Regions from separate parts of the Mus musculus genome. Here region 2 is linked to region 1. The links are chromatin loops, found by intact Hi-C in ENCODE. Cell type or tissue: left cerebral cortex. All regions are shown on one strand. Each heading gives the region's core, and the rest is flanking DNA. Links, peaks and the distances in the headings are about the cores only. Region 1 holds the start of Gm39397 (a long non-coding RNA gene). Region 2 overlaps Gosr2 (golgi SNAP receptor complex member 2).

Region 1 (15,528 bases), core at 4,533-12,532:
CAGCCCCCTGCTCTTTTTATCAAATGGGGTGGCTGCAGCGTTTTCTCGGTGTATCAAGTGCCATGTGGTGTGGTCAGTGCATTTCCTGTTAGATGAAGGAGGTTCTTTGGATCTCTTGAGGCATCATTTTACACTGGGTCTACTAGATTTTAAAGAGAGCTTTGGGTTCCCCCAGCCTGTGTGCCTCTGACATTGGCCAGATGACACAGGGAACATATGCTTTGAGATGGCTGGACCTGGGAGGTTCATGTGAGGCTGCAGTGGTCCAGGGCCAAGACTGGGGAAGACACAGATCCCCCACTTGGGATCTCAACTATAGATCACACTGTGCTAGACAAGCTGTTGCCTGTGGGAAGACAGCCGCACCGTCGGTGGTTCAGGTTAGCAGGTTAGGGTGCTGGGATCGTGAGGTTACGGCTGCTCTTTCTGCCCTAAGTCTCCAGGTCTGCTTTTCCTTCACAGTTAATTGCCTGCCTTTGATGATGCTTTTGATTTCTATTTTCTGTATTTGGTATTCTCTAAATTAGGGCGTCTTTGGGGGGGGAGATGGGGTGGAGGATCTATATAGTTGTGATCTGCATATGCTCAACCCAGGGAGTGGCACTATTAGAAGGTGTGGCCCTGTTGGAGTAGGTGTGTCACTGTGGGTGTGGGCTTTAAGACCCCTCATCCTAGCTGCCAGGAAGCCAGTATTCTGCTAACAGCCATCAGATGAAGATGGAGAACTCTCAGCTCCTCCTGCACCATGCCTGCCTGGAGGCTGCCATGCTCCCGCCTTGATGATAATGGACTGAACCTCTGAACCTGTAAGCCAGCCTCAATTAAATGTTGTCTTTTGTAAGAGTTGCCTTGGGCACGGTGTCTGTTCACAGCAGTAAAACCCTAACTAAGACAATAGTCCTGGCTGTTCTGGAACTTGCTCTGTAGACAAGGCTGTGTCCTCAAACTCAAGAGATCCACCTTTCTCTGCATCCCAAGTGCTGGGATTAAAAGTGTGCACCACCACAATCGCCACCAGGTATTGTGGAGTCTTAAAATCCAAGTTATACTAACAGCCAACTACACAGAGCTCTTCTGGTCCAGGCAGCTTGACTGATAGCTCTTTAAATGGGGGATTCACTCTGGGCGCTTATGCTCGTTGCCTACATAGATTAAGAAATGGGTTGTGGATGGACAGATTATACAGAGGAAAAAACAAGAGGATCAGAGGGAATGGGCCAGGAAAAATATCAGAGGTTCAACCCACAAGGGAGCCATGTGGGGCAGAGTTTATTAGTGAAAAGTTGCTGCCTGGCAAGCCAGCCTGTGGATGCCCTGTCTGTCTTCAGGCCAGGCACACAACCTGGCTGTAGCCGGGGCGGGGAGGAGCGTCTGGACACACTGAATGGCATCACTGAGACCTAGCAAAGGAATCAGATAACCCTCCCAAGATGGTGAAATAAAACAATCTGTGATTGGCACAGAAGAGGTCTTGTTGGGAACAGGCAAAGCGAGGCAGCCGGGGAAACCATTAGCATGAGCAGCTGGGCCTAGGCTGGAAGCTAGACACTACCTGGCTCTGGGGAAACCTTGGGGTGGGGGGGGAGGCTGCAGGAGGAGGGGTTGAACATACTCTATTATCATTCTGTAAGACCCTCCTTCGTCCCCCACACTTTATTTTATAGTTGCGACATGTGTTGGTAGTGTCCCCTTCGTGTGACAGGAGACAAGGAAATGTGTGTTCAGGGCCACCAGTGAGGACTCTTCAATGGAAGGGACGACTTAGAGCCCAGGGGTCCCTAGCCATGTCACAAGTGTCACGAGATCAGCTCAGAGGGTCTCCAGGCTGATGTTACATCACCCCACCAAAACTGACTGAAAATGTTAATAAGCACCTATCCCTCACAATTTGTTATGGTTAAAAGAGTTCATAAATAACTTTAGAGCAGTCCCAACTATGAGTCTGTGATGATGCTGTTAAGATGGCTGTGGCCATCCAAAGAGGATCCATCTGCGAGGTGTTTCAGCCCCCTGAATGACACGGCTGGTTGTCGAGAGAACTCCTCTGTTCCTGCCCACGCAGGTCTTTTCCCCCATGATTCTTGATTAAATGTCTGTTATTAAAGCATGGTGGCTCAAAAGAGGTGGAGGAAGAAGGAGAGAGAGAAGCTCTCTTATGGCCTCACATGAGAAAGCACATAGCAACACTTCTGCCTTGGCACAAGGAACAGCCGTTGAATGCCAGTCAACCTAACAGCTCACAGTCCAAGGGAAATGGCTGTTAGACACCATCTTTTGAAAACATGAGCCCCAGAGATGACCATGTTGTTATACTGTCTGCTGATAGGAAGAGCAACTTTTTGTACCACTACACCTATTTCAGCCCGGCCACACCAGCATCTGCTAACTGCTCAGAGCTAGCCGCGGGGGTGGGCGGGGCCTCATAAGCCCCACCCCCGAGGAACTGTTAACTGCCTCTAAAGGCACTGCTAAAGGGCCAGGACTCAAGCATCCCTCTCCCTAGTAACTGTTAACTGCCCATGAATTCTCAGGGAGGGGCAGCCTTGTGGGATTCTCCCCAGCTCCATGATAGAAAGTCTCACAAGCTAATCTTGATGAGGGTCTCCTCAGAGCTGCTCAAGAGTTCAAGATACAACTGATAGATCATATCCAGGGGGATAGCTTTGCACAAAGCCACTTAGAGTTTCGTTACTCATTTTCCCCAAAACAAGTTTTCAGTCCTTGTTATAATCTTCTAGCCCCAGAAATGGCAGAGCAATCACCTCCCCTCCTTTGCACATGAGATCAGAGCACCCTTGCAGGCACATGCTTGTGTTAGCCATCCTCAGTTGTGAGGAAGGGGATGCTAGGCACCATCTTTTGAAAAGGGGGTTCTAGAATTTGTGGGCTCATTTTTAAACTACTTGAACGCAGAGTTAAGCACCCCCTTTTTTCTGCTACTTCACTCATTCTCAGTCCTTCTGACACCAACTTGGGGGGGGAGTGTACCCACACCAAGCAACTTTTGAGTTCTCTGGGCATATACCAGCAGGGGGTCCCAGAATCTGCTGGACTTTGCTGTAACTGGAGTCAGGGTAGAGTCAGGGTCAGACTGCTCAGATAAGGGCTCAGCTCTACTAGATGGCCCTGTTGAGGTGGCAGTAACAGTCCAGGTTGTGACTTGTGTATCCTACCAGCTAGACGGCCACCTCAGGGTTGGTCACTTGCTAGGATGAATCATGAGGGCCAGAAAAATGGTCACTACTGCATTACCCAAAGAATTCAGGGAGCAGATGACAGCACACAGGGAAGGTGAGCAGGGCAGGCTCCATGCAATATGGAGCTGGGGGGTGGGGGCAGAACTCTCCTTCCATGTGGGTGTGTTTATTACCCAGAACCACCCTGATCATCTTTAGGGACATCAATGGAATCTTTTATCATACAAGCCCAACTGACTTTTGAGACATAGTCTTGCTGCTAGCCCAGGCTAGCCCAGAATTTGTAATCCTGCATGCTCTGCATTCTGGAGGTGGAGATTTCCAGTGTGAGCTACCATACCTGGCCTGACCCTCCATCTCCACCTCCTTACCCCTCCCCAGGGCACGTGGACTGAGGCTGAACATTCCAAGCAGGTAACTGTGGCTTGGTCTGGCTGGTGGGGACTAATCTCTATCCAGAAACCCTGTTTGCAGGATATTTTACCACATTGTGAATCTCTTGGTTGTGGATTGTTTCTAACTGTGCTATGGTTCAGCCTTTGATCCCAGAACTTTCTGTTTACTGTAAACAGATAGTTGTGGGGTGGCCCAGTCCTAGCATAAATCCAAGAGCTAAATAAAGTCAACCCTAGGTCAAGAGGCAGAGCAAGACCAGCTGACAAGGAGTGAGCACAACTACACAGAAAGAGGGGCCTTTGGGTTGAAAGGTATTTAAAACAGGGCAGAAAAGGAGAAATGGCTTTTTTCACTCTTGGATGTTGGGGGAGCTTTTTCCTTCTGGGATGTCAGAGGAGTAGAAAGGTCAGCTGGGCGCTTTCTTTGTTCCTCTGAGCTAGCAGGTTTTCATCTTAGCATCTGGCTCCTGAGTTTGATTGATAAAAAACCTAATGGTTTGAACTTTGTTAAAACAACAACAAAACTCACCAAAAGTGATCTCATTCAGACAAATGGCACTCTGACTGCAATAAAAACGTCCAAGTACTTTAGGAGCTCTGTGCCAGCAACTGGGTGGCAGGTACCAAATACGCATTTCCTGATAGAGCACATTCCCTCAGACAAGAGACTTGAAGCCATTCTTAACATGTCACACCAAAAAGACTCACTTCTTTCATTGTTACTATGTCCTTGTTTACTGTAAACTGACTGTCTGAGAGAACGGGTTCCATTATAACTTTGTTTTACTTTATTGTTAATGATGTATACTGGCTGCGCGTGGTTTTGTGCACGGGGAAGCAGGAGGACATCGCATCCTCCAGGATGCAGCATCACAGGTGGTTGTGAGCCACTGGGCCTGGGTGCTGGGAACTGAGCTTAGGCTCAGTGAAAGCAGTGTGTGCTCTTTGGCAACTGAGCCACCTCTCCAGCCCCACCATGGCTTTCACATGTGTATAACATATGTTGATGACATTCACCTTCTCTGTCACCCTGTCATCTCCTCTCCCCAGCGGAGCTCCTCGTCCCCTTCCAAAACAGCCTACCTTCTACCTTCACATCTCCAAGGGACTCTGTGCAAGTCCTTAGTCATTTCTGTTGAAGGTACTAGGGGTAGGGACAGCTGGTGAGTCGCTATACCTCTTAACTTTGTTTCCTTTGACATGGATGCTTTCCAGAAAAGTCAAAGAGTTGGTAATCCTGTATAAGCATTGCTAAAGTCATTGTAGTCCCGTGGTCCCCTGGCTGCTGACTGGTGTGCTGTACATGGCTACTGCAGAGAAGGAATCAGAAGGCAGCCACCTCTCCCCCCCCCTTATGAATTTTACACAAGAACATATTACCAGCAGGTAATATTCTGGCCATGGGTTCAATGGTGTGTGGCTCCTGGGTTTCCTGACCCTGCACAGAATGGGGTGGACGTTGAAGGTCACTCTGCACCACAACTCCATATCCAGCTGGGATGAGAAAACCCCACCTGTAACTTGAAGGTACCCTGGTCCCTGGCCCAGCTTTTTGGTAGACTAATGAATGTCCACAGCTCTCTAAGAGTTGGAGGTCCACAAGGGGTTACATGGTGGAGGCCTAACTGTCAGAGACCCAGTACAGTGTCATTCCAGCCAACCAGCAGGTGACGCAATGACTGAAACGGATCCTTCACTTTGTCTGTAATGAAGGCCAGATGGTCTGCAGGTCACTGAAAGCGTAGCCCTCTTTCAAACTGCACCCTGCAATGAGGCCCTGCATTCTGTACCTAGTCCCCCAACTCCTGGTGTGTGTGTGTGGGAATGGGGGGGATGACGATATTGCCCAAAAAAGGTATTATAAAGAAATGTCACTTCTTCAAATACCATCTGTGCACCTCTATCCTTGAACAGCACTGGGCTACTTATTTAAGCAGTTGGTCCCCAACACCTCCCCTTTCCATCCTTATGTGCCCCTCCCCCATCCCCAAGTCAATCTCCAAGACAAAGAGATTTAGCAAGCTTTATACACTCATTTAAAGGACTAAGGTACCACAGGGTAGACAGATGACAAAGTCCTCTGGCTTCTTTCAGGCTGGGAGTCACCAGGGAGAGGAATGGGGAGGACCCAGGTGGAGCCCTAAAGGAAGATTGGTGTCTAGTTAAGTCTGAGAGGCAGGCTGGGTTCTTACCTTTGGGCTTCCCAACACAGATAGCATTGCCCAGATGGAGTGCCCACCTGTAGCCCAGAGCCTCTTGCCAGGCCCCACAAGCTCTGGCTTCCGAAGCCTTGGTGGGATGGTGAGCTGTCATCTTGCGTTCTGGAAGAGAGGTAAGAGGGGAACACACCCATTCAAAATAGGAAAGGGACGGTGAAGGACGGACGGGGAGTTGTACCTAGCATCCTAACATATGAGCCCCTGCATTCTGTCCCTAGTCCCCAACCCCTGAGGTGTGTGTGTAGGGAGAGGGAGTGATGACATGGACTTGAAGCCTACAGCAGAAGTGGAAAGAGGATAAAGAGGCTTTCTGAGGATGGTGACGTTGAAGGAGGGTTTGGCGCCACACTATGGAAAGTTTGGGCTTCTGCGGCTGGAGGAACCTGAGACTCGGACTTGGGGCTGCTAAGAAAGCTTCAGACTGCAGTATCCCTAGGGAGACAGAGGACAGCAGTCAGAGGACAGCAGTCAGTGGGACAGCTAGCTCAGCCAGGGAGCTCAGTGCCTAAACAGTAGAAGGAGAAAACCAACACCTACAAATTACACACATGGTAGTACCTTCCCTTTCACCACTACACACACACACACACACACACACACACACACACACACACACTAGCCTGCAGCACATATAGTAAAATTGGAATTATACATACCTTAGCATGGTCCTGTAAAAGAATGACACATTTGTGAAGTGTTCCATATGTATACACACATACACACACACACACACACACACACACACACTAGCCTGCAGCACATATAGTAAAATTGGAATTATACATACCTTAGCATGGTCCTGTAAAAGAATGACACATTTGTGAAGTGTTCCATATGTATACACACATACACACACACACACACACACACACACACACTAGCCTGCAGCACATATAGTAAAATTGGAATTATACATACCTTAGCATGGTCCTGTAAAAGAATGACACATTTGTGAAGTGTTCCATATGTATACACACATACACACACACACACACACTATATATATATATATATATATATATATATATATACACACACATATATACATATATACACATATATACACATACACACACACACACACACATATATATATATAAAACACACACACATATTGAGATAGGGTCTCAACACTGTAGCCCAGGCTGGACTTGAAGTCACTATGATCCCTCGGCCTCAGCCTTATAAATGATGTGTTTCGGCTATAAGATAATTTTGTTTTTTTTTTTAATTTTATGTATATGAGTACACTATAGCTGTACAGATGGTTGTGAGCCATCACGTGGTTGCTGGAAATTGAACTCAGGACCTCTGCTCACTCCGGCCTGGCTTGCTCCAGCATATGTAAGTACACTGTTGCTATCTTCAGACACACCAGAAGAGGGTGTCAGATCTCATTACAGATGGTTGTGAGCTACCATGTGGTTTGAACTGGTTTGGGATTTGAACTCAGGATCTTCAGAAGAGCAGTACAGTGCTCTTAACTGCTGAGCCATCTCTCCAGCCCAGGATAATTTTGGTTTTGTCGGTCTGTTTTGAGTCTGGGTCTCACGTAGCCCAGGCTGCTGCTCTACTACCTGTGTCTAAGAAAGACTTTAACATTAGGACCCTACAGTTATCACCTTCTGAGTGCTGGGATTATAGGACTGTGCCATCCTGCTTCCGTGCTGGGATGGATCTCAAAGGTTCATGAGCTGGACAACCACTCTGCCAACTGAGCTACATCCCAGACTTCTTTTCATCATTGTATGTGCGGGTTAGACAGCGTGCAGAAGTTCCTGGTGTCGGTTGTATCCTTCAACCTTTACGTGGACTCATGATAACCAAACTCGGGTTTGCATCGGCAGCAGCAAGCACCTTTATCCACTGAACAAATGAACCATCTGGGTGCCCTGCCCTCGACTCAAACAGAGTACTCAGTAAGAACTCAGTACGCTTCTCTCGTAACACACTGTGGTGCTGCTTCCTCCTTTCAGCGTGAACTTACAACCTAATAAAAGGTCAGCTATTGCCACAATGGTGTAGTGAAATACACCGTCTTCAAACTTAAGGGTTAGGACAAGAATCCTCACGGGTCCTCAGCCGACTATGCTAGCGATGGACACGTACTGCTGGCTGGTTTCTGAGCCCCTGCAGCCCAGTTCCATCCTGCTGACTCTGTCACCCAGGCTGGAGAGGCAGCAGGTACCCAGGAGAAGCTCTTCTGCGAAAGCAGAGGCCAGCACAACCTTAGGAAGTCTCCGCAAGCACAGGCTTAGTATTTCATGCCACAGGCCAAGGCAAGCCACTAGGGGAAGCCCGGTGCCGGGGGACAGGAAAGGGCAGTGCAGCCACAATGAGACTGGATGCTGGGAGGTGCTGGAGACTGAGACCTGGTACTCTGCCAGGGTATGAGGAGCCCTGGTTTGGAGGCTGCATAAACCTGAGCTCATTCTTCTAGTGTTCACCATAGCGACAGGAAGTGGCCTCTGGACTCAGTTCTCTTTGGTGTCAGAAACCCTGATGGGACAAGAACCATAACTCCTTCCTCTTCAACCACACCCTTCCTGAAGTGCTTAGAACTGAGCCATGCCTCATGAATGACTTGGGAATATTCCCGAGTATGTTTCAGTTTCAGTCTTTTTCCTTCACCCTCCACAAGTGACTTGTAGAACACAGACTGGCTTACCAAGGCATCGCATGATCCACGAACTATAGAGACTGTGCCCTTTGAAGCTGAGATCTGCACCCAGGGGTCTCTGCCACCAAATCCTGAATCTATTGCCTCCCACAGAGAATTCTGAAGATAGTGTCCCAATCCTCACATTCAGGAGTTCCAGGCCATCTTGGGCTACCTAATGAGACAAGAGCTCACCACTCCTGAACCACCCCCCGCACCCCTAACACCACCAAAAAGATTCGCATCACCTAAAATGTCCTGCTAGGAAAGCTGTCTAAAGGTGTGAATCCACTCAGTGACCCACTTGAGAACTCCAGGTCCTGAGCTTGCCCATCAGCACTGACCACTCCCTCCCAGGCTCCTTGGGGTAACTACCAGGCAAAGGCAAGGCTCGTGACAGCTGTCCTGCTGCAACTGCTGCCTTCCTAGGGGAACCACTGAAGGAGGACTGTGATGAACCCTGAAGTGGGCCCAGGCCTCATGCATGCAGAGGGTACCCTAGGACAGTTGGTGACTCATGACAGTTACTCCCCAGTCCCCACAGCATGGAGTCATCTCAGGTTAGGATGATAGAGGAAAGGGATGGTCAGTGTGCCATAGGATGCCTTGATTATAACATATGTGGATGACTTTATATCTTGTCATAAAAACTGATGGCCCCTGGGCTCCAGGCCTTTTGTAGTGTTTGTTTGTTTAGGAGGAAAGGTTTGCTTTGGCATGCGATTTTGGATGGATCAGTCATCACTGAGTGGGCCTGCAGCGGGACAGTACAACATGGTGACACCCTGCACACACACACACACACACACACACACTTGGAAGAAACATATTCACAGCTGGGTATAAAAGAAGGAAGAAGAGGTGTGGTCCTATTGTCTCCTCTGAGGCTCAATTCCTAGTGACTGAAAGACCTCTTTCTAAGTTCAATTTCTTAACATTTCTATAAACTCTCCACAGCGTCAGGCTAAGGACCAAACCACTATCATGTGGGCGTTTGGAGGTCATTCAAGTTCAAACACAGGAACAGCTGGATTGGTCAGCTCCCACTGCTCCAGGTAGGTGGGGCTTCCTTAAGGAGAATTCTAATGACTGAAGGCAGGTCTGCAGTCTATTCTTGTATTTTAGGAACATTCTTCTCATAGTCTTTGTTGACTCTGTAGTGAGTTTTTAAAATGAGGGAGAGACTAGAAAAAAAAATCTTCTTAAGTAGGGGTTGAGTAGCGAGGCTATCCCAGTACAATGTGATGCTAAGCATTGTGTTTTGTGTAGAGAAAAGAAGGTCCAATACTGGTCACTGCTCACCTATCACTATGTAAATTAAACAGCTATTTAATAAGTGCAAATGAAATAACGTGTAAGAGTTAGCCCTTAACATCACACAAGCCATGTTTAAAGTGTTAAGTACCCACATGTAGCTGATTAAAGGTCCACGGTTCAAGGCCACTTCCTCAGCATGCATCTACTCCATTTTTATTGTTGCTTGTTTTAAACATAGTCTTGCTATAGAACACACTAAGTAAACCAGGCTGGCTAGGATTACAGGTGAATGTCACCATGCCAGGCTCACTTCGTCAGCTCTAACAGATCATGTTTCTATAGGGCCTTTCTGGAAGGACACAGAGAACACTGGGGATGGCAGCTGTCTTCACAAAGAGAGCCCAGAAGGGTGCAATGCAGGACGCCTCCCCTGTGTTTTCACTCTCACCGTGTAGTCCTGCCTGGCCTGGAGTCTCAGAGGTCCACCTGCCTCTGCCTCTCGAGTGCTAAGATTACAGGTGAACATCACCATGCTGCCAGCCTGGAGTCATGGGTAGCTGTGAGCCACCCAACAGGGGTAGAAGGGACTGAACTCAGGCCTTCTGCAAGAACGGTACACACTCTTAGCCTCCCTCAGGTGGTTTTCTGATCTCCAAGTGTAAAAGCATACACACACACACACACACACACACACACACACACACACACAGTGTGGGGAGGCGTGGGGGGAGAAATAATGTGTTCGGGAACTGAACCCAAGTCTTTTCTCTCTAGCCCCTTGAAGACATTAATTTTTTTTAAGTTGTAGGTGTTGGGGATATATCTCTGACCAAGCCAACTGAGTCAGCCAAATAGAGTCTCAAGAGAGGGAGTGAGGATTGAAAAGAAAAAGACAATTAGACAACACTATAACATGACCCTAGCCAGCACTGACTCTGAAGCAGGCTTATTTTTCTGCTTTTACATCATTCTAGGTACATACAAAGAATTCGGTCAATCCTAAGGCATAAACAGAGTAGTTAAGGAACAAACAAAGCATAAACAAAGTTCCCATGATTACCGTACGCAGGGTCTTAAGAAGACCCATCACCATTCAAAGAACACATCCCTCAGCTGTATTCATCTTGAGCCTGCTTCCATGTCCTAGCCCAATGTCAAATTCCTGCCAAATTCCTAGAAGGCAGCCCCCAAAGCTCTCCACATGGCTCAGTGGTAGAGTGTTTCATATAGGCAAAGCCCTAAATTCAATCAAAAACACTGCTCAATGTCAAAAAATAGTTTGTGGGACTGGAAAGATGGTTCAGTGGTTAAGAGCACTGTCTGCTCTTCCAGAGGACCTGGGTTCAATTCCCAACACCCACAAGGCATCTCACAACTGAACTAATTGCAGCTCCAGGAGATCTGACACTCTCACACCGACATACATGCAGGCAAAACACCAATGCACACGAAATAAAAATAAATTATTTTAAAAAAATAGTAATGGTTTATGTGTCTTTAATTTGTAGTTTTTGCTTCTGAGCCATCAATGGTACCACTACACACTCAGATTCAGTTAGCCTGCAGCTGTGGAGGAGGGGTCACTCCTGATGAGGGAATTACCTACCGCTAACCCCCAAATGGGAAGCAGGCACTCTGGAAGCAGACACTGTGCTCTTGGCTATTAGAGGCTAAACTCAGGGTGAGTTGGAGCAGAACTCAGGCCAGCAGAGAGTATGGTCAGGGATAGCTGAGGATAAAAGCATTTGCCAGGCAAGCCTGGTCTAAGTTCCATCCCCATGTAAAGGCAGGGAGAGAACATTCTATGAAATCATCTATGACCTCCCACCACACACAGAAGTAGTAAACTGGGGGATTGAGGGCTACCACCTAGATGCTCTTGGTTTGGTTTTGTTTGGTTTTTCTTTTGCCACTCTTGTTTTTAATTATATTTTTATTAGTTAAAACAATTTTTAACTTTAATTACATTTTGATGACATTCTTCTCCTCCAAGTTGTTACAGATCCTCTCCCCCTCCCAACTTTAAGTTCTTTCTCAAAAACCCAAAGGCCCCATACAATACCAAGAAAACAAGATAACTCCCAAAAAGAAAAAAACAAAGTGTAACCAAGTTTAAGCACTCCAGCACGCGGGCACACACACAAGAACGGTGTAGTCAGGTTCAGCTACTCCTGACATGAGGTCTGCCCTAGAGGGGTTGATATTCCCAGTGTCACTGGGAAAAAAAAAAAACAAACCTGATTTTCCTTCTCCCACCAAGTACAATGAACAGTCCAGTTGTTAATCTTTACCCTCGTGCGAGGTTTCCATTCAAGAATGCTTTTTTTTTTTTGTAAACATAACAAAATAAAATATAATAAGTTAAAACAAAAAGTACCACATTGAAGATGGACAGGACACATGAACGGAAGGGAAACATGCTAAGAGAAGGTACAGAATCTGAGACCCACTGTTTGCACACTCAGAAATCCCACAGAAACATAAACTGGATACCTAAATGCAGAGGACCAGGTGCAGACCCATGCTGGCAGTTCCTCGGGAAGATGGGAACTCGCTCTCCCTCATATACTCAAAGGATGGAACACAAAACCTACCTGTCCTACCACAGAACACCTGTCCAGTCATGCTCACTGCTGTCCCAGTCACAATAGCCAGAAATTGAAAAACAGATGTCCCTCCGTAGAAGATGAATAAAGAAAATGTGGTACATTTACACAACAGAGTATTACTCGGCCATTAAAAAAAAAAAGACATCATGAAATTTATAGGCAAAGGGAATATAACTAGAAAAAGAATTATCCTGAGTGAGGTATCCTAGACCTGGTGTCTATTCAGTTATATGTGGACATTAGCAGTTAAGTCAATGATAACTAAGCTACAATCTGTAGAACCACGCCGGGTAGCTGTAGAGGAAGGGAATAGAGGGGACAGACAGCTCTTCTTTGGAAAAGATTATGGATGGATGCGGGCTTGGAACAGGAGGATCAAGTGGGGAAGGAGGAGGGGGTTTGGGGAGAGACTACTCAGGGAGAGACAGCTAAAATTAAGGGGGCATTTAAAGGGTAATATGAAAAACTAATACAGGACAGATTTCCTAAAATATATACATATATGAAGGCAATCTAAATGAAAGCTCCAAATGATCCAGCAGACAGGCTGTGAACTGGCCATCTCTTGTCACCAAACAAAGCTTCCAGTACAGGGACTGGGTTACAGCTAATTGAGTCATTGGCCAAAGAGGCCCATGGGGATCACCAAACAACCCAAGTTGTTGCCTAGCCTATAGGTTGCTCGCCACAAACCAACAGCAAGATTCCACTGCTAAGACAATACCTGCACACCTCACTGAACCTGAAGATGCTGAGTAGGTGCCTAAACAGAGCCTTTATCCCTATGTTCTGGTGTCTTTGGTACAAGAGGGTACTTTGCACACTACCAAATGTGAAGCGCGAACACCAAGCCAGCTGCAACCCCTGCATAACAATGACGTACTGCCTTTAAGATATGTTAGGGCAATGGGGGCGCCAAGCTTATGGGAGAAACCGACCAGTAACGGATTTGACTTAAGGCCCACTTCACCAGGTGGAACCCATACCCAACATGCTTGGGGTAACCAAGAACCAAAGACCAGATAGCCCAGGGACCTAGGGTAAAAGCAAATAAGACTGGTGTCTTAGTTAGGGGTTCCATTGTGGTGAAAGACACCATGACCAAGGCAACTCCTATAAAGGAACACATTTAGCTGGGGCTGGGTTACAGGTTCCGAGGTTCCGTCATTAGCGTGGCAGCAGGCAGACAGGTGTGGTGCTGGGGGAGGAGCTTTTTTTTTTTTTTTTTTTTTTTTAAGAGTCTTGATTAGAAGGCAACCCAGAGGGCTGGAGAGATGGCTCAGTGGGTAAGATACCCAACTGCTCTTCCAAAGGTCCTGAGTTCAAATCCCAGCAACCACATGGTGGCTCACAACCATCCTTAATGAGATCTGACTCCCTCTTCCGGAGTGTCTGAAGACAGCTACAGTGTACTTACATATAATAAAAATAAAATAAATTAAAAAAAAAAGAAAGAAAGAAAAAAGAAGGCAACCAAGAGACTGGGCAGAGTTTGAGCATATATATGTTTGAACATATATTCAAATATATATTACCTCAAAGCCACAGTGACATACTTCCGCTAACAAGGCCACACCTCTTCCAGTAAGGCCATGCCTCCTAAATAGTGCCATTTCCCATGGGCCAAGCACATTCAAACCACAACTGGTAAAAAGAAAGAAAGAAAAGGAAAAAAAAGACATAGTGATAAAATGACTCCTAATGACATTTGGGTACTCATAGATCAATGCCTTGTTCAGCCATCATTAGAGAAGTTTCCTTCTACAGCAGATAGGGAACCCCAAGGGAGAGGTGGAAAGAGTGTAGGAGCCAGAGGGGATGGAAGACACCAAGAAAACAAGGTCCTCTAAGTCAATAGGAGCAAAGTTCATATAAACTCACAGAGAGTCTTTTCTTTTACAGTCACCACCTCTATGGCCCACACCTAGGTCCTAGGTTCCCTTTTGGGCACGGTCCTCAGACCTGCCCAGCCTGCCCTTTATTAGTCACGGTTGCTACATTTGACAGTTTTCTTCCGCGTCTATTCCGAGAGACAGCTGTCATTTTCTGTAATGGAACAAAAGCAATTAAATAGTGAGAAGACAAAAAGCAGGTCCTCTGGGCTTCATGCCTCAAAGGGCTGACCGCAGGCAAATTAAACTAACAGGTCCAAGAGAGCCCTCAGGGCGATCACGTGGTATGAGACAAGTCAAAACAACTGTTTCCTGGCTCCGGAAAAACCAGACCTGAAGGTCCCACTTGGACCCAGGATCCACTTGCTCCCTCCACTACTAATGCCCTTAGGGAAACATACGGGTTAATGGCGCAACAGGGCGCATTTTCGGATTAAGGGGGCAAACACGACAACCCCAAAGTTGCACAGATGCGATTGAGGGGCAGAGCTGCGGGACGCAGAAGTCCCGAAGCTCCAAGGGTCCAGCCTCTCTGCGCTACCCAGAGCCAGAGTAGCGAGAGCGGCAGGATCGCTCACCTGAGCCAAGAAGCCCTGCAATCCGGGGCAAGGGAAGAGCTGACGGCCCCGCCCCTCGGCTCCTCTAGGCCCAGTGATTGGTTTTTGAGGACTGGGGGCGGGGCCGTAGCGAGGAGCCGACGTGATGGCGTCAGACGCCGCGCGCCGCTTCCTGTTGTCAGTGCCTTTGGAGCCGCAGCTTCTGCTCGGAACCGAGGGGGGTCTCGCTTCGCCCGGAGCGCCGCCACCTGCTCCTGATCCCTTCGGTGAGTGAGTCTGGGGTCTGAACGTGGAGGGAAGCGCGGGGCGGTGATGCGACCCGGCGGTGGGCCCGCAACCTCGCAGCCACTCGCGACCCCTGTGCGCCTGGAGACTTGGGGTGGGAACCTCGGCCCTTCGCAGCCCGGGCCTGCTCCCACCTCAGCCAGTGGCCACCGGCTCTCTCCCCTCCGTCTCCACCGCAGCCAACCTCAGCCCCAAGCCGGGTCCCCTAACCACCGGTCTTGCAAAAGTGTAGCCTCACTCGTGACCCCTCTTTAGCCCAGTTGCAACCCGATCCGAGCGAGCCACATCCCTTCGCCACCTCTTATCTCAACATCGCGTTTATCCCTCATCTCTTCTGAACCTTCCCTCGACCCTCCATTCTGGCTCAATTTCTTATCGCAGCCTGTCGTATCTGGCTCACTCGTCCCAAACACGCTAAGTCTCCCTCCCTCCCATTGACCCACTACTGAAGTTTTCTC
Region 2 (15,528 bases), core at 2,531-10,530, 260 kb before region 1:
GTTTGGGTAATGTTTGTGTGTCGCCCGTCGCGGAGATTTTTAGGAAACTGGTAGTGATGGAACATTTCAGGCAATTGGGCCCTTGACGGCAGCACTGCTCCCAGCTGGATCATGGCTGGGCAGTAGGACAGCTCATAAGGCAAGGGTGCTACCAAAACGACTCTGCCGCATTTGCTTATACACTGTGCGTAAATGAAAGCGGCTTGAGACGTTATCGCAAAGCTAACATGGAGCTGCTTGGAGCTGTGAGCCCCAGAACTGCTCATGGTTGAAGATCTCTATTGTGGCAATTCCTGCTTTGAGCAGGTGTGCCAGCAGAGTCTCAGGCTGTATGTAAGCCTTTCTGGAGAAGACCTACTAATAATAACTGCTGCTTCTCACCACTGTTCAGTAACTCATCCATCAGTCCTGTGCCCCAAAGCAGTAGAGATCCTTGGACCCAGGGTCAGCTGCTTTTTGCTTCATCTTAGAAATGATGGTATGTAGGGCAGCTCTGTCAGCAGATTGGAGCTATCCCAGCACCCACGTCATGGTTAACCATCTGTAACTCCAGTTCCAGGGCATCCAGTGCCTCTTCTGACCTCTGCAGGCTCCTGCATGCATGTGGTGCACACACATACATATACATATATATATATTTAAAGTGTATGGAAAAATTAGTTTTATTTATTTTCAGAAGAGTAAAAATATTGGAGTAAGACACATTGAAGTGTAGTTTAGCATGCTTAGACTAGTTGAACCCCTTGGCCTTAATTACAAAATAGTGGAGCAAGCAAATATGGAACAAAATAGAACATAATAAAGAATGAGTGACCTGATCCTAGCAAGACTTGAATTGTCTGGTCTGCCTGGAGTCTGCCGTCTGCCCTCTGCTCACCTTACACCTCTGCCACAAGCCCTTCCTTTCACAGTAGCTCCAGTCTGAAGCAGCTCTTCACTTACTATTGTAAGAATTTTAATTTGGATGCACATGGTAGACACTTGTATATTTGAAGGCTGGGAAAGGCTGGGTATGTAGCACATGCCTAGAATCCTGACACTGGGGAGCATGAGGGAGGAGGACCATGAGTTCCAGGCCAGCCTGGACTCTGAGGGAGACCCTATCTTGAAAACAAGCAAAAATAATATTAAAAATCAGGTGCAGTGGATTGTGTAAGTAATCTTTAACACGCTTGCTTAGTTTTTCCCATAGTTTTCTGAGCGTATTTGTTCCCATTTGAGCCACTTTGCCTCTAAAAATTTAATGAGCTCCAGAAAAAACACTTGTGTGTAATTTATCTTAGACTAGCAGAGGAATTTGTCTGCTTGTATATGTATGTAATACAGTTGTCATGAATTGACTTAGGTATAAAAAAGTAGTTTCAAAGGTTGGAAAAATTCTTGTTATATTGGTGAACTTCATATGATTGCATTGATACTGTTGTGTGGCTTCTTCCTCTGTTTTAAAAGTTCATTCATGTTATGACATGTTTGGTTATATATGTTAATTAGGTCCTTTTTATTGCCAAGATGTGTATCTGTATCATAATGTGTGAGTATGCACAGGTGTCCTCCATCACTCTCTGACACTGCCCATCACTGAGTCTAATGGCCTGCAAGCCCCAGCAATCCTCCTGTCTCAGTGCCGTACAGCAGTGAGGCTGGAGGCGTAACCACACCTGGTGTTTTACATGGATTCTGGGACCCAGACTCAGGGCCTTATGCCTGAAAAGAACAGCAAAGAGCACCCTGCAGAGCCATCTCCTAGCCCCAGCTTCTGTATGCAGTGTGAATCCAGGTTCACTGTTTTACTGACACGTGAACAGTACTTACTTATGTACATGGATGCTGCATGTCTGTGCTATGTGGCCATTTCCAGCACCGTTTGTTTAAAAGGCTTCTTCTTAGCCTTCAACCATACACTAGTTGGCCGTGGCAGAATGAATCTATTTCTGGTGAATGCTGCTTTCTTTCATCTTCTCAGGGCATGACCAAGAAGACAGTGTCTGCTAGTAAAACCCTGGCTGTGGTGACCTTTAACCACCCTTGACAGTGAGGCTGATCTCTGTCTTTCTTTCTCTTCTCATCTCTCCAGGGGACTCAGAAGAAGATCCTTGACATTGCTAACATGCTCGGCTTGTCCAACACAGTGATGAGGCTGATTGAGAAGCGGGCCTTCCAGGACAAGTACTTCATGATCGGTGGGATGCTGCTCACTTGTGCAGTCATGTTCCTCGTGGTACAGTACCTGACATGAGCCAGCTGTACCCAGCACTGGACAGCCTTCCCATTGTGTGCGCATGTGCAAGCAAGAAGTGGGCTGGGAGGCCCTTTTGAAATGTATGCCTTAACTGTGAAGACACCTCTCCCCTCAGGACTAATCGTGGCTTAGTATCAAACCTGCTTTGTTTTCTGTGACATCTGGGGAGTAGGACCTTGGGTCACCAAGACGTGTGGTGCTTAGGAAGTGGGTCAAGACCCTGTTCTCTGGCTTTCATTGGGGGAGGGATGGCTGGGTTTTGTGGTTTGTCCACATAGCTGATGCTTGCCCTGGAAAGCGTGCATGGTGAGGCTTTTACACAGGACTGTCCACACTATTCACTCCTGATGGAGTGGGCTGGAGCACAAGTGAGAAGATGAGGAGAGAGGTCTTTCCCTGTGCCCTCTGGGATAGATCAGTTCTCACATCCTTGCTTCTAGCCACTGGCTGGCCCCAGCCCCTAAGAAAACATGACATGTAGGTGACTAACTGCTAACACCAGCACCCTTTCCTGGAAGCAGCTACTCCAGGGAAGCAGAGACATCAGTGCTGCTGCTGATAATGCAAGTGTTTCCATGCCATGGTTGCTGGGTGTTTGTCAGTGTCCCAGGGAGTGTTCAGTCTGGACACGGAAGCCCTGAGTCACCAATGTTTTCCAGTTAATACGGCAGTGGCTCTTACAGTTCAGAGACGGTAGCTTGGCACCTGCACCCAGGCTTTGACAGATGGGCCTTTGCCACTTTGAAAGTAGCCATGAGCAATGGGCGACTTGTCAGCTGCAGATTCATCTAGTTCTGCCCTCTCAAGTTCTTTGACTATCTACCCCTTGAAACATATTAGCAATATATCAATCAGCTAAGCCTCCATTTTCCCCAGCCCTTTCAGGCCACCCTGGGGATGTCCCTGGGAAGTGTGTTTTTGTGAGACTTTCAGGGACCAGAGCATTTTTACTTTTTGATTGAGGCTGTGTCAGTACCTGGTGCAATGCAGAATTTGTGTGAGGGTTAATGTATCTTGAGCACACATTGTATTAATCTCTGCAAGTACTAGAACGATCTAGTGAGTTTATTTGTTCATCAGTCACAGGCCCTGTCCACCCAAACAGTTCTAAATTTAGTAGCCTCCTAGTAGGAAAAACATGCCAGAACTCCTAAGAACTGGAAACTGGTCAGTATTAATCCATCCTTTGATTGCCCTACCTACTTCCTATGTTTGCTTAAGCGTCCTCTGCTGTCTCCCTCTTCACAGTAGGTGTTACGTCTCACCCTTCCCCTTGTGTAGCCGTATTGGTCTCTCGGGTACATCTGTGGCATCCTTTTGGGGAACTTTATCAACTATACACACTTTAAACTTGAGTTTCCTGGGTATTAGCTCAGTTCTGGTCAGATGCAATGTCTGTTGCTCTTTCCCTGTAGGTTAAATGTGCCATAGCTGGTCAGAAAGGGGGAATGTGCCCCCTCTAGTCCTGCAGAGTGGAAACAGTGGCCCTAGAGACAGGAGACCTGCAGCATCTCCACACCTCGATCTCACTTTGGGGAGGCAGATGGGCATGGGCTTTTGGCTGGCCATAGAGTTTGTACTGCACAGACCTGACTCCTGTGCCCCCTGGCACCTGAAGATCCCACCAGACAGCATGCTTTGGAAGATGTACAAGCTGTAATTGAGCCATTTGAACTCAAAATGTGGGCAGCAAAGGCCCTAGCCCCTGCCCTTCATTGGCTGTTGGAGCAGTGTTTTGTAGTACATAATGGGTTTCCACCTTTGTAGCAGTCCTTGGCTTTAGTGAACTTGATGTTCCACCTTCACAGCCAGGTCTCCCTTTGGAATGAATTTGTGGTGAGGTCAGCACTACTGCCTGGGGGCAGGGAATGGACGCAGAGGATCTGGACTCAAGGGGCATTGAGCTGGTTGCCCAGGCTGCCCTCCCTCAAATTTCCATTCAGTGCCTTGTGAGATGACTCTGACCTGATTGGGCAAACTGTCCTTACAGGCTCCAGCAGGGAAGGGCCCCTAGCCTGAGTGGGATGCCCTCTAGTGGAGGAGGCCTGCATCCTTATCAGAGCTTGTCAGAAGCTGCAGCTAGCAGATGATGTGTGCACCTTGGTACAGTCGTCTAAGTGACAGGGTTTGAAGCTAGTAGGGTGCCAGAAGGAATCTAAGACTAAGAAAATAGATGTATTCTCCATGTATGGCCACTTGAAGGAATGCTAAATCCAAGGACCAAGTAAATAGTAGGTTTTACAGGTTTCATTTCAAGCTTTTTCTCAAAAGCCAGCTTGCCTTGTTGAATTTAAATAGCTTTGATTGGCAATTTATTTACACCCCTTGTTTTCAGAACATGTCAGCTGAATAAAGTTGAGGTTTATTTAGAAAACTTTAAAGAAGCACTTGGCATTCTTTGTCTTGACTACCCCTTTGTTCCTAGGCTAGGAGCATTCATATACACTGTTTCAGAGCCATAGGCTGGGTAGCTAGCTGTCTCAGAAGCAGCTGTAGAAAGTGAAAGACATCCCAGACCTGATTCAGAACAGTTCTGAAGGTTCCCAGGTAAACTGCCATGTGTTTGCTGGAGCCGCTACCTCTTAGATAGCTGTTCTCTTGATAGCATTGGGAAGAATCTGGAACCAGCTCTGCATATGTACAAAGAGCAAGACTGGCAAGTTTCCAGTGAAGTCTTAGTGTAGCCTACCTACCTCATTCCAGAAGAGTTAAGGGCTTAGAAACAACTGGGGGCTGGGGCTGTCATTTGGTGCCAGGGTGCTAGCCTGGCATTCACACTGCACTGTGTTCCATCAGCAGTTCAGGTCCCATAATTAAAGCAAGGACGTAGGGCCTGGGGTGAGGGCTCAGCAGTTAGAGCACTGGCTGCTCTCTCTGGGTTTGATTCCCAGCACCACATGGTGGCTCACAGCCATATTAACTACACACTACAGTTCCAGAGGATCCAGTGCCCTCTTCTAGGAAGGTCCAAGGCACACACACAGCTTGTGCACAGAAATACGGGCAAAACACCATATACATAAAAGGAAATAGATAGGCTAAAATACAAAATTAGGACTATAAACGTGAAGGCAGAGGCATGTCATATCAGGAGAACTTGAACACAGGTCATAAAGCCCTCTCGCCATATCTCTGGGAGTCCTCCTGTAACTCGCAACGGCAGAGGAGCATGTTGCTGACTGAATAGGGTGGGGTGTCACCTGTCCTCAGGCCAAGACCAGACAGACCCTTTGTACTGCCAGCTTCCCCATAGCCTTTAGTGTAGGAGACAGCCTTCCCAATCCTCTGAGTTAGGTTCTGTGATATGCCTGCTGTGCAGACAGTGGGCTAATGGCTTTCCAGAGAAGCTGGCTCCTTGTGTGGCTGTAGTCCCAGCTCCACCAACCTGCTTCTCCCATCCCTGAAGATGCTCTGCCAGGAATGAGCAACAAGGCAGCACGAATGTCTCCAGGTGCTAGAAGGTGCCATGTCCACACCTTGCCACTAGAGGGTGATATATCTCTACTCATGGCTGATCCTCTCAGGCCCTTGCTTGATGCTGATTCCTGTGAGGTGCAAGTTTCTTGGCAGTACAGTAGCTCTGGGCTGCTTTAGAACTCTAGAAGTCTGGCAAAAGATGACCAAGGAAACCCGAGCAGTTTTCAGGACTCCATCCCGCCCCTCAGGACTTCTGCATGCTACAAACAGGCATGGAGAACGTTTCTCATCTCTACACCACGGTCCCCCACGTGGAAGTGTTTTACTTTGACTGTCAGTGTGGATGCAGAGTGGACCTTGTGCATTGCCCAGATAAATGTCATGTGCAGATATAACCTCGGCTGCAGACACGAATGCCAGTCTGAGACTAGATGGCCCTCATGGATTTCACTCTTGGTTCTATTACATTAGGCCATCAGGAAGGGCCTAAAATGGCCCTTGGCCAGTGGTGGTCTTCACTGGCTGATGGCGCTCTGTCTCCTGAGTAAAGTACTGCAGGGTGAGAGGCCAGCCCTCCACTATCTGTATAGTGCATTTTCAGCCCTTCTCCCACGTCACACCTGGTTTGGGGCTCTGTGTTCCCTGCCTACTGGGCGTCAGGGCACACAGCACATAGTAGGCAGTCATATGGTCACAAGCTCTCATGTCAGTGACCTACAGGAGATGCCTCAATCCAGCCTAGCCCCATCATACGGGTTTAGAGCTCAATGCTCAGCTGTGGTCATACCCAGAAGCCTAACCCTGAGTTCATGGCTACGAATGCTGTGGTCCACATGCTCATGGGGGCTCAGCAGCAGCAGATGGGGAAGTAAAGGGCAGAAACTGACTAGCGTCGGGTTTTAAAGTAGAAAGGTCAGCAGGAGCAGTCATCCCAGTCCCTAGTAAATAGTGGGAGACAGTGATGACCAATTCTGGGTACCCGAGTGAGGGGACGGGCCACGTGAGAGGCTGTTCTGACTCTGCCATTCCAGTGGTGGTGTCTTAGAGCCCCTCCTTCCAGCTGTTAGTGAGAGCTGCTGAGCCGCTGCTGAGGCTGCTGTAGTCCAGAGAGGGAGTGGAGAGGGGACCACAGTGACAACAAGCTCAGTTCTTGTCACTAAAGCGGTGCTTCTCAGCCTTGGCCACTTCCTGGAGGATTTTTTTTTTTTAAGTTTAGGGGTCAGTTCCAAGAAGCTCTGAGTTACCTGGTGTGGGACAGAGCCTGGGTTCTTTTGGAATTTCTCAGAGGCTCTCCTGGGAGGGCTCACAGTGCCTTCCCAGTGTGGTGCACTGTTAACCCCATCTAGCTTCAGAGATTAGCCCTAGTCCTCCAGCCAGAGGACAAGGTAACACAGAGTCCCCACAACTGAGGGACCATGTCTCTCAACAGCTGTCCCAGTAGGGACATTTACTAGGTCGGGCTTTTCCAGAGATGATAGCCAATAACGGGCTTGGAGGAGATGAAGAGCCAAAGGGGCTGAGAAGAGCAGGGTGTCTGTCACGTTAATACGCTCTAACTAGCCTTTGGCTGCAGGAAACAGACACCTGTTGGGAGGGCTTGCTGCCCATCCCCTACCCCATCCCCACCCCATCCCTGCACCCCATCCCTTGCAGCTGCCTGGAGCCCAGGAAGAGCTGGCTGCCCTTAAGACACAGAGAGGCTTGAGGCAGAGCTGATTGCGTGGTGGGTGTTAACTTGTCAGAGATACGGGTGTGGGCGGTGCAGGAAGACATTGATTTCTCTCATCACCAATATGGCAACAGGTGTCATGTGGGCAGAGCCCACCCTGTAGCCTCCCCACACTTTTAAGAGGAGTTTTCTGTGTCCGGGACATGCTGACACATGTTGACACATGCTGACACATGCTGACACATGACACAGGGTGAGAGAGGCAAGGAGTAGATGCCCTCTGTGGGAGGGCAGGGCAACCTCAGAGCCACGGGACCTCTGCAGATGTGAATTTGGGAAAGATAAAAGTTTTAGAGATGAAACCTCAGTCTCCCCGTGCTGGTCAAGTTCTGTTGTTACAGTTAGAGTGTGCATTCGGTGTCCACAGCAATTTAAGACGAGAAACCATTTCTTTTTCCACTTGTGGCAGAAAGCAGCCTTTTACCACAGTCTAGGGACTCCAGAAGACCCTCAGTTGGCCACGCCAAAAGCTGAATTTCAGAACAAGAGCTGTAGTCATCTCTGATAAGAAGACACGGGAATATAAGTGTTAAGGTCACTCTTACTTGCACTTGGTTAAAGATGGGGACCCCCTGGGAAACCCAGTGAAGGAAAAAGCTCACACCCAGCATTGCCACCTTCTAACATAAAGTCGACTTAAGGGGCGGAAGAGTGGTTACTCTCTATAGAGCACGAGCTGCTGCTCTTGCGAAGGACCCAGGTTCCGGTCTTAGAATGCACATTGTTTCACACAACCCTCTGTAGCTCCAGTTCAGGGGATCCAGTGCCCTCTTCTGGCTTCACATGCATGTGCATGCATGTGCACACATATGCCCCCGCCCCCAGAAAAAACAGTCATACATATAAAACCATGAAGTCCGTTTAAGCTGTGAATGGTAATGAAGGCCTGAATCTCAGCACTTGGGAGGCAGAGGCAAAAGGGCCATCAAGAGGCCAACTTAATTATTAGATAGTATGGGGCGGCAATTAGATGCCAGGCACTTGGGGCAGCGTTGCCTGGGATCCAGAGGGACAGGACTAGGTAAGTAGGCTCTCTTGAAGGGTACTGCAGTGGGCTGGAGACTGAGGCAGGGACCTAGGCAGATAGGAGGAGTGGGTTTAGTGTTCAGTGAACTGGCTTTAGGGGGCACTGAGCAAAGAAGAGGGAGGGAAGCTGGGGAGGGGGACACAGGATGGGAGTAGGTGCAGGTGGAGGTACCATGTCATTCTGGAACCCAAAAGGGTAGGGAAGGGCCTAAGTCATTCCTGAATTTCAAGCTGTTAGGACCACACTACCTAGGAAGGAGTGTACTGTGGCTCTACAAGTCTCCTCAGGAGCACCCAGTAGCCAGGTCTCACCAACTCCAACCTAGTGAAGTCACCATCCCCAACCTTGACTTTCATCTGCTGAGTCTGTTTCCTGTCTGTATAATGGGCTAATAAAGACACTCCCTAAGGAAGGCTCACACACCTGCATTTGAGAGCACAGTCAATGGAAGTGATTTTTTTGTTTTGTTTTTTTGTTTTTTAAAGAAGTCAGAAGAGTTTGTATGACTTAATTGTGGAGATCAGCTTGTCCCTTTATTGTGTGAACTTGAGCAAGCCACATCCTCTCTCATGTGCTTCTCTTACCTCAATGGGATCAGTAACTCCTCTGATTCGGGGTGTCTGCAGCCAAGGCTTAGGCCTGGACAATCACACAAACTTTGCTATTGTTAATCAGCATTACGTGAGCTTGGCGCTGGACAGGCTGCACTCCAGTGCCCTGTTTATTGTTATTGGTCCCCACTCATCCTCAGCGCCTTCATGTGGGGGATGTTAATAACGGCATACAGCACAGAGGAGAACACAAACATTTTTGAAGCAGGGGCATCGAGGTGGCTCAGGTAATGCATGTTCTATCCTAACCTGGTGACCCACATTTAAACCCATAAAGGCAGAAGAGGAAAACCAATTCCATAAAGCTGTCCTCTGACATGTATACTCCCGGTGTGTGCATGTGTGCATATGCAGATATGAAGCAAGAACGATTTATATATATATATATATACATATATATGTATGTATGTGTATATATATACATATATGTGTATATGTATATATATGCATATATACACACATATATGTACATATATATACACATACATATATACATATATATCCATATGTATGTATGCATACACATATATATATCCATATGTATGTATGCATACATATATATATCCATATGTATGTATGCATACATACATATATATATGTATATATGTTGAGATGTGAATCTGATGATGACCCAGATAGTCAGTACTAGAAATCTCAACTCAAGCAGATGGAACAGTAGGAACTTGAAGATCTTGGAAAGCTTATGGGGTGGGTTGCTTTAAGACTCAGTAATGTCACAGAGGCAGGCTTGGGCTACCTTGGGTTCCCTGTGAGCCATGGAACTGTGGAGAGAGAATGAAGGAAAGATGAGCAGTGATGGAAAGGCCAGACTGGAATCATCACCCGCTCTTTGAGTCACTTTTCTCCTTGCTGGGACCAGATACTTGACGAAGCAACCCATAGAAAGGAAGTTTGTCTTGGCTCCCAGGAAATTTATGGTTCATTCCATCATGGTGGGAAAGGCGTGATGGCCACAGGGAGGGAAGCGGCTGATCATGCTATGTTGGCAGCCACGAAGCAGATAGACAGTGGTGCACAACTCACTTTCTCCCTTGTATTCAGTCTCTTCCGAGACTGGTACCACCTACAGCAGGCTAAGCCTCTCTGTAAAACACCATCATAGACGTACTCAAATCTTTGTCCCCTAGGTGATTCATCTTGACAGTCAAGATTAATCCTATGTGCTAGACTTCAGCCATTCAGGCCATAAATACTGAAGGCACCCACTGGAAACCACTACTAGTTTGCATGGCACAGCATTCAAGTGCCGCACCTCACAACTGCTGAGGAACAAGACATGGTTAGTATAGCATGTCACTGCTCTGTGACATCTTGGAGCCTCAGCTGGAAGATCCCAAGGCTACAGAGGAAAGTCCTGAGAATGCTCACCACCTGAGCAAGTGGTACTTGCTGCCAAGCCAGCACCAGCACACTCAAGCATGTGGCCAGGGCCTCCTCATAGCATGGACCCGGGATCCAAGGGAGGTACCCGAAAACAAGAACTAGACAGGATCTGTACATCTCATGAGCAGGCCTTAGAATTTGTAGGCTATCACTCTGCCAAACCTGCCCAACTACAGCAGTCAAGCTCCCAACCACCTCTTGCTCATTAGGAAGAGCAGATGGCATTGGGTGACACCAGGGGACAGATATCTCTGGAGATTATGGCAGGCTACATTCCCCAGAATCATGTCTCCGTTCACACGTGGTTTACAGTGGTACAGTAAACCCACATTCCACTTCCTCACCCCAGCCATAAGATATGTAGGGGTACGGCAGGACCCATTTCCACGGCGACATGGGGGAAGGCTCTAGATGGATCACTAGGCCTTGGCCAGGAGCACCTAAGAGGAGAGTCAGGGCAGAGGAAGAGCTGTGAGTGGACTGGTGCACCCTGAGAATTGCATGAGATCCTACAGTGGGCACTGGGGCTTGGAGTTGAGTATGGAGGGGGGCAGGGAGGGGCCACATGCAGGGTACCTGAGAGCCGGCTCAGGAATCTGTCTCCTGCGTTCTCTATGCCTCCCCACAGTCAGACACCTGATGAATGTCAAAATGGAAGCAAGCAGCAGAGGTTGAAGAGGAAACCAGGAACTTGAGAGATGTGCTTTAAGAGGACTGGGGCTCGATTCTTAGCATCCACATCGTGGCTCACAACTGTAACTCCATTCCCAGGGTCTCTGAGGGCACCAGGCACACATGTGGTAAATAAGACATACATGCAAACAAATACCTGTGGAGGGAGGGAGGGAGGGATGGAGGGAGAGGGAAAGGGAGAGGGAGAGGGAGAGGGAGAGGGAGAGGGAGAGGGAGAGAGAGAGAGAGAGAGAGAGAGAGAGAGAGAGAGAGAGAGAGAGAGAGAGAGAGAGAATATCCTATGAGGATGTCCTGCTAAGGCCTCCTGGAGAAGTCATGGGAGAAAGACAAAAGACAGGCTAGCTGTCTCCTCTTTTTAAAATTTATATCTTATGCACATTAGTGTCTTGCCTGCATGTAGGTCTGTTCGAGGGTGTCAGATTCCCTTAGAACAGATGTGACAGACAGTGTGAGCTGCCTTGTGGTTGCTGGGGATTGAACCTGGGTCCTCTGGAAGAGCAGTATGTCTTAGGGTTTCTATTCCTGCACAAACATCATGACCAAGAAGCACTTGGGGGAGGAAAGGGTTTATTCAGCTTACACTTCCATACTTTTGTTCATCACCAAGGAAGTCAGGACTGGAACTCAAGCAGGTCAGGAAGCAGGAGCTGATGCAGAGGCCATGGAGGGATGTTCTTTACTAGCTTGCTTCCCCTGGCTTGCTCAGCCTGCTCTCTTACAGAACCAAGACTACCAGCCCAGAGATGGCACCACCCACAAGGGGACCTCCCCCCTTGATCACTAATTGAGAAAATGCCTTGCAGTTGGATCTCATGGAGGCATTTCCTCAACTGAAGCTCCTTTCTCTGTGATAACTCCAGCCCGTGTCAAGTTGACACACAAAACTAGCTAGTACAATTGACACCTTGTCGACTTGACTCACAAACACATCACTATTAAACCTCAACCCTTAGTTTCTTATTCATCCCCAAGATCTAAATAACTTTAAAAGTCCCACAGTCTTTGCAAATTCTTAAAATTTCAATCTCTCTTAAAATCCAAAGTTTTTACAATTAAAAGTCTCTTAACTGTGGGTTCCACTAAAATACTTCCTTCAAGAGGGAAAAGCATCAGGGCACGGTCACAATGAAAAGCAAAATCAACCTCCAATTGTCCAATGTCTGGGGTCCAACTCACGATCTTCTGGGCTCCTCCAAGGGCTTGGGTCACTTCTCTAGCCTTGCCCGTTGTAGCACACACGTTGTCTTCTAGGCTCCAGCTGCCTGTACTCCACTGCTGCTGCTGTTTTTGGTGGTCATCTCATGGTACTGGTATCTCCAAAACACTGCTGTCTTCTACTGTAACTAGGCTTCATCAACAGCCTCTCATAGGCTCTCTTCATGGTGCCAAGCCTCAACTCCTTTGCATGACCCCTTCTGTCCTGGGCCATCAATTGCAACTGAGGCTGCACCTTCACCAATGGCCTTCCATGGCCTATCACAGTGCCGAGCCTCAGCTGCTCTGCATGACCCCTTCATGCCTTCAAAACCAGTACCACCTGGGTGACTCTTACACATTACCAAGTCCTGCTGCTGCACGAGGTACAACTTTGGCTATCTCTGGAACACAGCCTTTTTGTGCTCTCAGAAAGCATTTCCCAGAAGATGTCATCTCAACGATGCTGGTCTCTTCTTAATCACCGCTAATTTCTTAGCTCCAGCTAACCAGCATCAATAGTCCCAGTAATGCAAAAGTTTCACTTTAGTAGTTCTGGTATCTTGTTAATCACAACTGATTCCTCAGCCCCAGCTAACCAGAACCAGAGAATCTTCCCAATTAAAATAGCAATGGCCCTGAAAAGAGTCTTTAATCTTCCCTCTGAAATTTCACAAGCCAGACCTCTCCATCTTCTGCACTGTTCTCAACATTATCTTCCAAGCTCCTACACAACATCTGACAGAGCTCTTAACAACGAATGGATCTTCAAGCCCAAAGTTCCAAAGTCCTTCCACAGTCCTCCCCAAGACAAGGTCAGGTTGTCACAGGAATACCCCACTATGCTGGTACCAATTTGTCTTAGTCAGGGTTTCTATTCCTGCACAAACATCATGACAAAGAAGCACTTGGGGAGGAAAGGGTTTATTCAGCTTACACTTCCACATTGCTGTTCATCACCAAAGGAAGTCAGGACTGGAACTCAAACAGGTCATGAAGCAGGAGCTGATGCAGAGGCCATGGAGGGATGTTCTTTACTGGCTTGCTTCCCCTGGATTGCTCAGCCTGCTCTCTTATAGAACCAAGACTATAAGCCCAGAGATGGTACCACCCACAAGGGGACCTCCCCACTTGATCACTAATTGAGAAAAAGCCTTGCAGTTGGATCTCATAGAGGCATTTCCTCAACTGAAGCTCCTTTCTTTGTGATAACTCCAGCCTGTGTCAAGTTGACACACAAAACTAGCCAGTACACAGTCAGTGCTCTTAACCACTGAGCCATCATCTCTCTCTAGCCCCTAGATAACTTCTTTTTAAAAACTGAAAAAAGATTGTGTGAGGGGGTGAGAGAGAGGGGAAGGGGAGGAGGAGGGAGAAAGAGAGAGAGAGAGAGATGCAGATGTCTTTGGAAGCCTGAAAAAGCTGTCAGATCTCCTGGTGCTGGAGTTATATATGGTTATGGGCCACTCCGTGCAGTTTCTGGGAACCCTTCTTCTTTGAGCAGAAAGTGCCCTAAACCACTGGGCTGTCTCTCAAGCCCCTCACTCTCTTACTATGGGAACTTGAGGTCCTCTTTTGCAGTTGTTGCCTTTTCAGTATCTCTGAGAGTCCACGGGAGTTGGCACCCACCCACCTACCCCCACACATCTCTTTCCTATTGGTGACCCCCTGGCAGGGCTTTTGGATTGTCTCCTTCCTCACGGACCATAGCCCACGCTCTCTGCTGCTCTATCTAGGGTGGGCAGGATGCCACTACTTGGGGAAATGCTGAGGGCAAGGGAGCAACAAGGCCAGGAGAGGGAACTAAAGGAGGAGAGGGGGCACGGGGAGTGGAACTGCTGAGCGTGGGCTCAGTCCCAGAGCCAAAAGCCTGCGCTGCAAATTGCTTTTTCCTTCATGTCTGTCCCAGGGAAAGGCCCAATTAAAATAACACCTATTGAAAACGGAAGCAGAATTGCAACAGGCTGCCTATTAGGCCTGTCTCCACAGGCAACGAGGGGTAGCTGTGAGCTTGAGGAACCCTCCCTGTGTGAGCACAGATCGCCCCCGAGCTTTGGGAAGACTCCAGAAAGGGGCTGCCCCAGCACCTGACCCGAGAAGAGCCCGGACCCTGACGCTTTGAGGGTACCCTGTGCAGGGGCCGGATACTTTCCAGGGCTGAGTCCTGAGGCTTGATGAGACCGAAAGCATCCGGTTCTAAGTCTAAGAACAGGATCAGTGTAGTTGAAAGGAAACTTCTCAGGGAAAGACAACGTGTCAGGGGCCACCCAGCCCGCTAGGGGTGACAGCTGGAGGCAGAGAGAAGGTTACATATTTGGCATTCACGGCTTCTGCCACTTTATTCTACTGCCTTGAACATCCCATCCTAGCCTTGGCCTGGGACCCTGGTCCTAGCCACAGTTCCTACACACTGGCCCTGTGCCATATTTCTGCTCAACACAGCTAGGTAAGGGAAGTAGGGGCTATGCCAAAAAGATTTTTTTTTTTCTGGTTTCAAAGCATCTCTCCAGACCCCTCAGGAACTGGTCTAAGTTCTTCCTCACATAGCCAGACTGCGGTGTCCCTAGGAGGCAGGCAGAGATGGGATGGACACAGTGTCTAAGCTGGCCAGAACAGTGGGTTCTGGAGGTGCCTGCTGGCCGCCCACAGGGAAGCTTAGTAGTGGGTGGTATTCTCTCCACTGGGCCATGTCTCAGCTACCCAGGGTTGGTTTCCATGACAACAACAAGCTCCTTACCCATCCTGTTCATCCTTAAAAGATTCCCACCCCAGCTGTCTGAGCCTGGGCTCCTCGCCCAGCTGCCTGCCGTACCAGCAGCCCACAGCTCCAGAGCCCAGGTTTAGCAGTGAACTGTCAAGCCTCCAGAGAGAGTCTCCTGGGAGGTGCCTGGTAACTGGCCAGTCTTAGAAAAACGTCCACATGATTGCTTCTTAATTGGATTAGGAACTCGCTCCCAGGGGTTCTCTGCCCTCCACGTTGCAGCCAGGTTCCTCCAGTCTTTTGGCTCTCAGCATTAAGATCTTCCCCGTCCCCTGCTCAGTGTCCCCAGCTGTAAGAGTGCTGCTAATGGGGACTTCTGCAAAGCCAGTTACATACCCAATGGGAAAAGAAATGCTCTGATACCTTCAGAGATGAGACACAGCCCCAGCCTGGAGCTGTTCAGGGGCGCCACCCCTCTCTTGAGCCTCAGGTAACCCCTATTCCTGGCCTCTG

Evidence for each region. Hi-C counts contacts between places; a loop is a spot of excess contacts. Peaks named below come from ENCODE experiments on the same cell type or tissue, not always from the same donor. Only the 100,000 strongest peaks of a DNase experiment are listed, where the experiment ranks them.
Region 2: a loop joins it to region 1, with 3.0 times the contacts of the local background. A loop is called at or near these places in 2 of 42 quality-filtered maps.

The regions. Positions count from the first base shown.
Region 1 is chr11:103,412,116-103,427,643 of GRCm38, reverse strand. Gm39397 (a long non-coding RNA gene) reads right to left here and starts at 6,216. Exons shown (of 2, transcript XR_880238.2): 1 at 5,832-6,216; 2 at 5,602-5,732. It overlaps Plekhm1 (pleckstrin homology domain containing, family M (with RUN domain) member 1), which reads left to right and starts at 14,939. Exons shown (of 12, transcript NM_183034.2): 1 at 14,939-15,051. In left cerebral cortex, for the core only: CTCF peaks have their summits at 6,141, 7,237 (motif pointing right) and 8,094; no DNase peak of the experiment used is centred there.
Region 2 is chr11:103,665,944-103,681,471 of GRCm38, reverse strand. Gosr2 (golgi SNAP receptor complex member 2) reads left to right here. Exons shown (of 6, transcript NM_019650.4): 6 at 2,075-4,623. The coding sequence ends at 2,236. Among named protein-coding and RNA genes, the nearest start is that of Gosr2, 24 kb to the left of the region's middle. In left cerebral cortex, for the core only: CTCF peaks have their summits at 4,272 (motif pointing left), 5,720 (motif pointing right) and 8,175 (motif pointing left); DNase peaks (open chromatin) are centred at 4,267 and 5,716.